Regions from separate parts of the Mus musculus genome. Here regions 2 and 3 are each linked to region 1. Evidence: chromatin loops called from intact Hi-C (ENCODE). Cell type or tissue: heart. All regions are shown on one strand. Region 1 holds the start of Gm30381 (predicted gene, 30381). Region 2 holds the start of 1700054A03Rik (RIKEN cDNA 1700054A03 gene). Region 3 overlaps Xpnpep1 (X-prolyl aminopeptidase (aminopeptidase P) 1, soluble).

The links. A loop is a pair of places that touch in the nucleus more often than their neighbours do. Peaks named below come from ENCODE experiments on the same cell type or tissue, not always from the same donor. Only the 100,000 strongest peaks of a DNase experiment are listed, where the experiment ranks them.
Region 2: a loop joins it to region 1, with 2.2 times the contacts of the local background. A loop is called at or near these places in 4 of 42 quality-filtered maps.
Region 3: it touches region 1 in a loop (2.1-fold over the local background); 3 of 42 quality-filtered maps call a loop at or near these places.

What each region holds. Positions count from the first base shown.
Region 1 is chr19:53,127,418-53,129,917 of GRCm38, reverse strand. Gm30381 (predicted gene, 30381) reads right to left here and starts at 1,215. Exons shown (of 3, transcript NR_166769.1): 1 at 910-1,215. In heart, no CTCF peak of the experiment used is centred here; DNase peaks (open chromatin) are centred at 747 and 1,237; H3K4me3 peaks cover 1,051 bases; H3K27ac peaks cover 2,500 bases.
Region 2 is chr19:53,073,786-53,076,285 of GRCm38, reverse strand. The region is part of intron 1 of Gm30234 (a long non-coding RNA gene); the gene reads left to right. It overlaps 1700054A03Rik (RIKEN cDNA 1700054A03 gene), which reads right to left and starts at 34. Exons shown (of 3, transcript NR_045320.1): 1 at 1-34. In heart, no CTCF peak of the experiment used is centred here; DNase peaks (open chromatin) are centred at 55, 215 and 1,235.
Region 3 is chr19:53,019,196-53,021,695 of GRCm38, reverse strand. All of the region lies in intron 2 of Xpnpep1 (X-prolyl aminopeptidase (aminopeptidase P) 1, soluble), which reads left to right. Among named protein-coding and RNA genes, the nearest start is that of Mir6407, 9.7 kb to the right of the region's middle. In heart, a CTCF peak has its summit at 1,338; DNase peaks (open chromatin) are centred at 1,425 and 1,755; H3K27ac peaks cover 177 bases.

The DNA.
Region 1 (2,500 bases):
CATTTTACCTGGCTGTGAGCTGCAAGCTAGCCCAGTAGCTTAGCTATGTTGGTGTTCACAAAATGTTTACCTTAGGAACCACATTTCAGTGGCATCCCCAAATACTTGCATTCTTAGTGATATCTATCACCTTAATTCTGAAGACCCCTGAGGTGGAAAGATCATGAGTTCAAGGCCAACCTAATTTTGTGTGTGTGTGTGTGTGTGTGTGTGTGTGTGTGTGTGTGTGAGTGAGTGTGTGTGAGTGAGTGTGTGAGTGAGTGTGTGTGTGAGTGAGTGTGTGTGTGTCTGTGTGTGTGAGTGTGTGTGAGTGTGTGTGTGAGTGAGTGTGTGTGTGTGAGTGTGTGTGTATGAGTGAGTGTGTGTGAGTGTGTTGTGAGTGTGTGTGTGAGTGAGTGTGTGTGTGAGTGTGTGTGTGTATGCAGATACAACACATTGATTAAAGCTCTTGAGAGGGAAAAACCAGTGAAAGAGTCCTGAAGTCTATTCTATGTCATTCGACTTACATAAGGTCCTTAGAGACCAGAATAGGGTCATTTTGTAGGGGCTGACATATGAAGTAAATCGGTTGCCTAGGGGTCGGAACATCCAAAATGACCTCGTGTATTCAGATCTGTGAAATTCCCTTGGCAGCTGCAGCAAGTGCATTTTTGTTTGCACAGCATCTGTTCCTTTTCCGGGGAGAGTGCCCCAAGATCCTTCCAGGAGCCCCTTTTTACTCCATTGGTATGACACTGGCATCCTGCCCTTTTCTGTGATGGGTCCTAAGCTGGACCAACCCGATGTTCCCTCCCTGGCATGTGAATCTGGAGGAGAGAGATACAGAGACTTAAGATCAGAGTTCTGCTCAGGGGAGGTCCCAGAAGAGAATGTGATTAGATAAGACTTCAAAGGTCTCCCAGAACTCACTTGGCACCCTGTCTTTCCCAGGCCAGATTATGCAGTGTTTAACTCAGGAGAAGCAGCTGAGTCTTCCTCTTGCCGTAAATTCCTGTCTTAGTTATGTTAAAGTGGTCTCTCTTGCTTGTCCTATAAGCTATGACCCAGTGGTGTCAATCTTGCAATTTGCAATTAGCGATCGAGATTTCACAAGTCCTTCCTGGGAGCCGGCACACCTTAAGTTTCACCCAAGTGTAAATGTCCGAGAGCAGAGCCTGAACAGGCGGAGACGACAGCCCTGTGGACTGTCATCCCACAGCTCTATGGACTGACAGCAGTCACACCACGAAAGAAGGAAGGAAAAGAAGGGCTGGGTGCAGTCCTTGGAACCCATTTCACAATGCCCTTTGTTTACACATCAGATAGAAACCTCCCTGGAGACTCTCAACGCTTACAGTTTCTATGCAGCTGTCTCAACTATGGAGTCTCTCTCTACCTTTGGATTCTGTGTTCAGAGACAGGCTCATCCAAAGTAGGCCATAACCTAAGACATCAATTTGTGAGCATGAGAACTCAGAGTGTCAAATTTAGTTCTCGTTTCCTTCAGTGGCCCCCAAGGGAAAATAGAACATCCTGCCCTTTTAATCGTTTGGTTACAGCTTTGTCATTTGGTGGCCTCCTCCCCATATCTTCATAACTTGAAGACTCTAAGAAATTAATAACTGTAACAAGAGAACGAGGCAACGTTTCTCAACATCTCCCTCATCATGATGGCTGAAATAGGATGCTGAGCAAAGCCAGCGTTCGGAGTGTCAGCCACACCCAGGGAGAGATAACAAGTGTGTTACAGTTTAACAGGAGTAATAAAAAGGACAGCTAATCACTCGCAGATTGCTCGCCACATTTGCAGAGATCGACTGTTAAAGCCACTCTAATGAACTTTTTATGTTATGTTTTTTAGGAGTGGTTGCTATTTGTGAAAACCAAACATAACAATAACATCCAGATATAAAACTAGACCGATTCTGCCTGGCCAGTTGTCTCATTTCAGATGCAAACAGCAGGAGGTCGTCGTTCTTGTCATTAAAACTCGGAGTACTGTTACTAGCCTTTGCTGGGGACTTGCCTTGTCTAGGAGCCATGTCAAGCTTCTTATTTTATTACTCATTTAACCCTTAGCTTTCTGTCCGGCATTACCTTATTATACCTACTTAGAAACAATGAAACAGGGTGGGGTTTGGGGGTGAGGGTGGGGATAAGCAATTTGCCAGAGATCAAAGAGCCAGGGAGTAGCAGATGTTGGATTGTGAACCCCTGCAACAAAGTGGCCCCCGAATCCTGAATCTCAACCCTTTTTATCTCACCTTTAGCCCGACTTGACTTGGACTTTGAGTGAGTCAGAACCTGGCCTTTCCGTCTATCTGTCCTTGATGTTCTCTCTGACTATTTAAAACTACATTAAAACAAAAATCTCCCTGAACCAGGTAGTCAACTAAGTGGACTTTCTGGGGTTCAGATTGCTTGGATGTTAATTGTTAACTGAGCTGCACGGCTCTAACGGCCTTTACAGCAGTGTACTCACCCGGGGTTTTACACTAAGTTAAATAGTAAGAATTTAAGT
Region 2 (2,500 bases), 54 kb after region 1:
AATCAAGCTGGTTCCGTCTCTATGTCTTAATCATAAGAAGACTGTTTCTTACAGCGCCCGCTGTTGCTAGAGGGCGGGGTTTCACGTAGAGCCCTTTGTGACGAGACGGGAAACCCCAGTTTAAGTGGAGAAGGGCACATATTGGATCAACTAAATGAGAGGCTCGAGGCAGCTGGCTTCGGGTTCAAATGAGGTCAACAGGCTTCTCTTCAACTTTCTCGTTGCCTTCTGTGAGGTTGGCTTTCTTTTTAAGCGTCCAGCTGGTGGGCCCTAGGATGGTGCAGGACCGTAGCAGAAGCACCAGACTTTATAGGGAAGAGAAGATATGGTTGGCAGCTTTCTGTGAGGGCAACCTGTGATGAGTCAATTTTAAGGAAGAAAGGTTGCTTTTGGCTCATGGCTATAGTGGGTTCGACCCTTGGTATTTTGGCCGTCACGGGGGCCCGATGTAACACAAGTACATCCCGGTAGGGACTCATGATGGAAGAGCTGCCTACTTCACCCCTGCTAGGAAATGAAGGGGAAGGGAAGGCTCTCAATATCTCCTTCAAGCCTCCCAGTGTAGCTCCCTATACTAGGCTCTATTTCCTAAGAGTATCACTGCCTCCCAAGAGTACCAGAGACTGGTTCCTGTAATGCACAGGCCTTTGGAGGACTGTCAAGATACAAACTACAGCCAAGAGGTTGACAATTTTTGTTTTTCGTAAAGGTGCCAAATAGGAAATAGTTTAGGATTGGAGGATCATATGGCTTCTGTTGCAACTACTCAGTTCCACTGTATTAGCGTAAAAGCAGCCATAGATCATACGCAAATGAATGAGCATGGCTCTGTTTCAAGACACTTTTATTTACAAAAAACAGGCAGCGGGCCAGAAAGAGTCTGACCTCTGGAACTACAGAATTGTTGGTGGAAAAAGTGTGCTCAGCCAGGGACTAATATTTTTTTGGCTCCTCTCATAATTGGGAGAGATCACATGACTGAGTTAATGCCAGTGGGACACTAGTGGAAATAATGGGGACATTCTGGGGGCCAGAAGTTGTAGTCAGCAAATACAGTCCTTTATGTCCTCGTTACCTCCTGAAGGTGGGTATACAAGACGATGAACTTTCCCCAGGAAAGGTGTCACTGCGCAGACCGTGGAGTTGAGCTGCCAAGTGACCAAGAACACTTGCAGCACGGCGTTAGGCAACTGGCAAATAGATTTCCATTGTGTCTGAGTCATTGCACAACACAGATTAGGGTTGCTTATCTATCTTGAGTAATATAAAAGTGCGTGTATAAAAGGGAGTGAGAATATATACGATACTCCCCAAAGGGCGCTCAGGACTTGTACAATGGGAGAAGAAACAACTCAGAGTAGTGTGTTCAAAACAGAGTGCCTCAGCAAATTGCTACTCTGTAGCACCGAGTTACACATTGTTTCTCTCTGTATAAAATGGGGGGACTCAGGAGGAACACTTTGTCTTATCCAGTTAGACTTGGCTATACGAGTGAGCTATAGCTGAGAACATCTGAGCGGCTGTGATTGAAGCCACTTTCAGGCCAAGAAGCTGGTGTTTTCCGCCTTGATCGAAATCTTCTGCTGTTTGAATATCAAAAACGCTCTCGCTCTGGGCCCTAGGGGACAGTGCAGCCCCAGCATGCAGCCCCTGGGCTCTGCGTCATTACTTGGAGTATGATATGGGTATGGGTGTTTTTCCGGCATTTATATCGGTTTACCACTTGTATGTTTAGTGTCCTTGGAGGTCAGAGGAAGCACCCATTGGATCCCCTAGAACTGGAGGTATAGATGGTTGTGAGCCACCATGTGGGTGCTGGGAATTGAACTGGAGTTCTCTGGAAGAACGGCCAGTGCTCTTAACTGCGGAGCCATCTCTCCATCCATTACCCCATCTCCTTTTAAACCCCTCAAGTCCAACTTGTGCTACCCCGGAGCCCGGTGACATCCTACCGAAGGCTACACCCTTAAAGAATGCCGACTTCTCCTCTCCCAGTAGCCATGGATTTCTAAAAGCTCCTCGGAGCTTGCACAGGTCTTGTGCACCCTGTTGTAACGCAGTGAGTTATATGTGAAAGTACCCTGTTGTGTCTGGAAAGTGCTGTTATTTTGTAGCCACCCACCACCTCATAAACTCTTAGTTTTGAGCAATTGCCACATTTTGTATAGTTGTTGACATAGAGAGTCCACTTAACCACACTGCCAGCTGGTCTGTATTTCAGCCTCACTTTTCCTTGTTAGGTTTTATTGTTTGTTTGTTTGTTTGTTTGTTTGTTTGCTTTTCGAGACAGAGTTTCTCTATATAGCCCTGGCTGTCCTGGAACTCACTTTGTAGACCAGGCTGGCCTCGAATTCAGAAATCCTCCTGCCTCTGCCTCCTCAGTGCTGGGATTAAAGGCGTGTGCCACCACGCCCGGCTCCTTGTTAGGTTTAATATTTAAATCTCCAATCTAGGCTAGAGAGATGGTTCAGCAACTTACCAAATACTGCTCTTGCAAAGG
Region 3 (2,500 bases), 110 kb after region 1:
GTCGCTGTGTGGGTTGCTGTTATTGTTACTGCCACCTTTATAGGAGCGAACGAGAGGCCCCTTAGAGTAAAAAACTAGACAAGCCACGACAGAGATGTGACGACACATAAAGGCCTGCACATGTGTCAGGGAAGGGCCAGCCAGCGCCATCCAGGAGGAACTTGTGAGGTGTGTGCAGCCATGTTGTAAGATAGTAAAATACTTAATAAATTAGTCACACCAGGGTATCAGAAGAAATGATCATTTTCACATATCAGTATAAAGAGTATAGGTTACTTTTTATAGGAAGCATTCATATATGGTAGTTTCTATTTATAAAACACCTCAGTCCGAATATGGTTTCGAGCATTTAATCTGTATTTACCTTTCATTAAATTTATAGTTGACAGGGCTGGAGAGAGATGGCTCAGCAGTTAAGAGCACCGACTGCTCTTCCAGAGGTCCTAAGTTCAAATCCCAGCAACCACATGGTGGCTCACGACCATCCGTAATGGAATCCGATACCTTCTTCCAGTGTGTCTGAAGACAGCTTACAGTGTACTCATATACATAAAATAAGTAAAATCTTTTAAAAAGAAGTTATAGTTGACAAAGTAGTCTCACATACCCATGCTGTCCTAAGCATACCTGAAAGGCTTCTACTAACTGAATCTTGGGTATCTGTTTTAGAACTACATTGCAAGTGATTAAAATGAGATAAAATGAAATACAGTTTCAGGCTAGTAAGAAAGTAACATAAAGCCAGGCAGTGGTGGCGCACGCCTTTAATCCCAGCACTTGGGAGGCAGAAGCAGGCGGATTTCTGAGTTCGAGGCCAGCCTGGTCTACACCATTAGTTCCAGGACAGCCAGGGCTATACAGAGAAACCCCTTTTTCGAAAAACTGAAAAAAAAAAAAAAGAATAAAGTAACATAATAATAAACTACTTTTCAAGTGCTCAGGACCACCTGTGGTGAAGCTCTCGTCATTTACAGCATCGGTCTGTATGAGTGTGGAATGTATTCCTAGCTGAGAGATTTCTAAGACAGCAGGATCAAGGAAGTGCAGTTAGTTGGACTATGGGCAGTTAGAATTTGGAGAATACTGGGTAAAGAGAGACAGAGACATAGAAAGCACACCTTGGGCACATTAGTCAAGGCCATCCACCTGTCATTCTTTCCTGCCGGTGACCTTGACCCCCATAGTCAGGAGTTTTTGAGACTCTCTTACAGCCCAAACTTGGTATCATAGTGGAGGATAACTCTGAATGGGCAATCCTGCCAGCCAGGATTGCAGTGTCCCACCCTGTCTGGCTGAGATGAGGTCTGGTTAGCAGGAACAAGAAGGCAGTATGACCAGTAGGGGCGCTCTTGAGTGTGGATCGGAGGAGGGAGAACAGAGAAACCAGGGGATCCCCGAATCTGGGTGAGAGGTTCTGAAATTGAGCATCGGTGCCCTAAGTGTGAACTGTGCAGGCAGAGAAGACTCAGCGGGTGTGGTCCAGGGGTGATGAGGACTGCACCAGCAGAAGTGCATTTCCTCTTTCAGTTCCTGTGGAGAGGCACTGCATTGTTGGGGTAACTCCATTAAGTGGGGCTCTGTGTCCTTGCCAGGCCTCTGGGGACAGGGAGGAAGGGCTGCTTTGTGTGTGACCTGCTCAGCGGCCTCCTCAGCAATAGAAAGGCTCTGTTCTCTGCGACTCCTGACTGTTACATTTCAGCCTGATTCAAGGTTGGTGGAATTCCTCCTAGGCGTGGAGAACGGAGGGCGGGCGTTATGAAGGGGAATCTTGAATTCTGTCCTTTGTGTACTTTCCAAAATACAAATACACCCACACTGTTCCCTAGTGGAGATGAACCAGACGAGCCCCAAGTGCAGGGTTATGCAAGGACCTGGCACTTGAGTGGTCAGCCTCTCTGGTTCTCTCTAATCCCAGAACAAGGCCCCAGGAGCCTTTACAGAGGTGATCGGTAAATGCTTTCCTGTGCTGTCTCAGGCAGATTCCGGGATCCCTGGGCATCCGCAGCTTCAAGCCAGGACAGCCACTGGATGGGGCCAGGGCTTTCTTTCAGAAATCCTATCTTTCTTCTTATCTGAAAGGCCCTGTTCTTTGACTTGGCCTAGACAAAGGGTCACATTCTGTCGAAGCGAATTTGTTAATATGAGGCTTTGGCGGGGTATGTGGTTCTCTTTCTGGAAGTCACGAATCAGATTTTCCTAAACTGTATTTTTTTCTCCTGAAAAATCATACCTCCTCAAATCGGCCTCCTGTTTTGTTTCTTAAACCTTATTTTTTAAAAGCTATTTTATTTTTTTAAAGATTTATTTATTTATTTTATGTGTGTGAGTGCACTATAGCTGTACAGATGGTTGTGAGCCTTCGTGTGGTTGCTGAGATTTGAACTCAGGACCTACAGAAGAGCAGTCAGTACTCTTACCTGCTGAGCCATCTTGCCAGCCCTTGTTTCTTAAATTTAATCCTGGGGCAGAGAGGTGATTTTATCCACTGGTTCATTAGAGC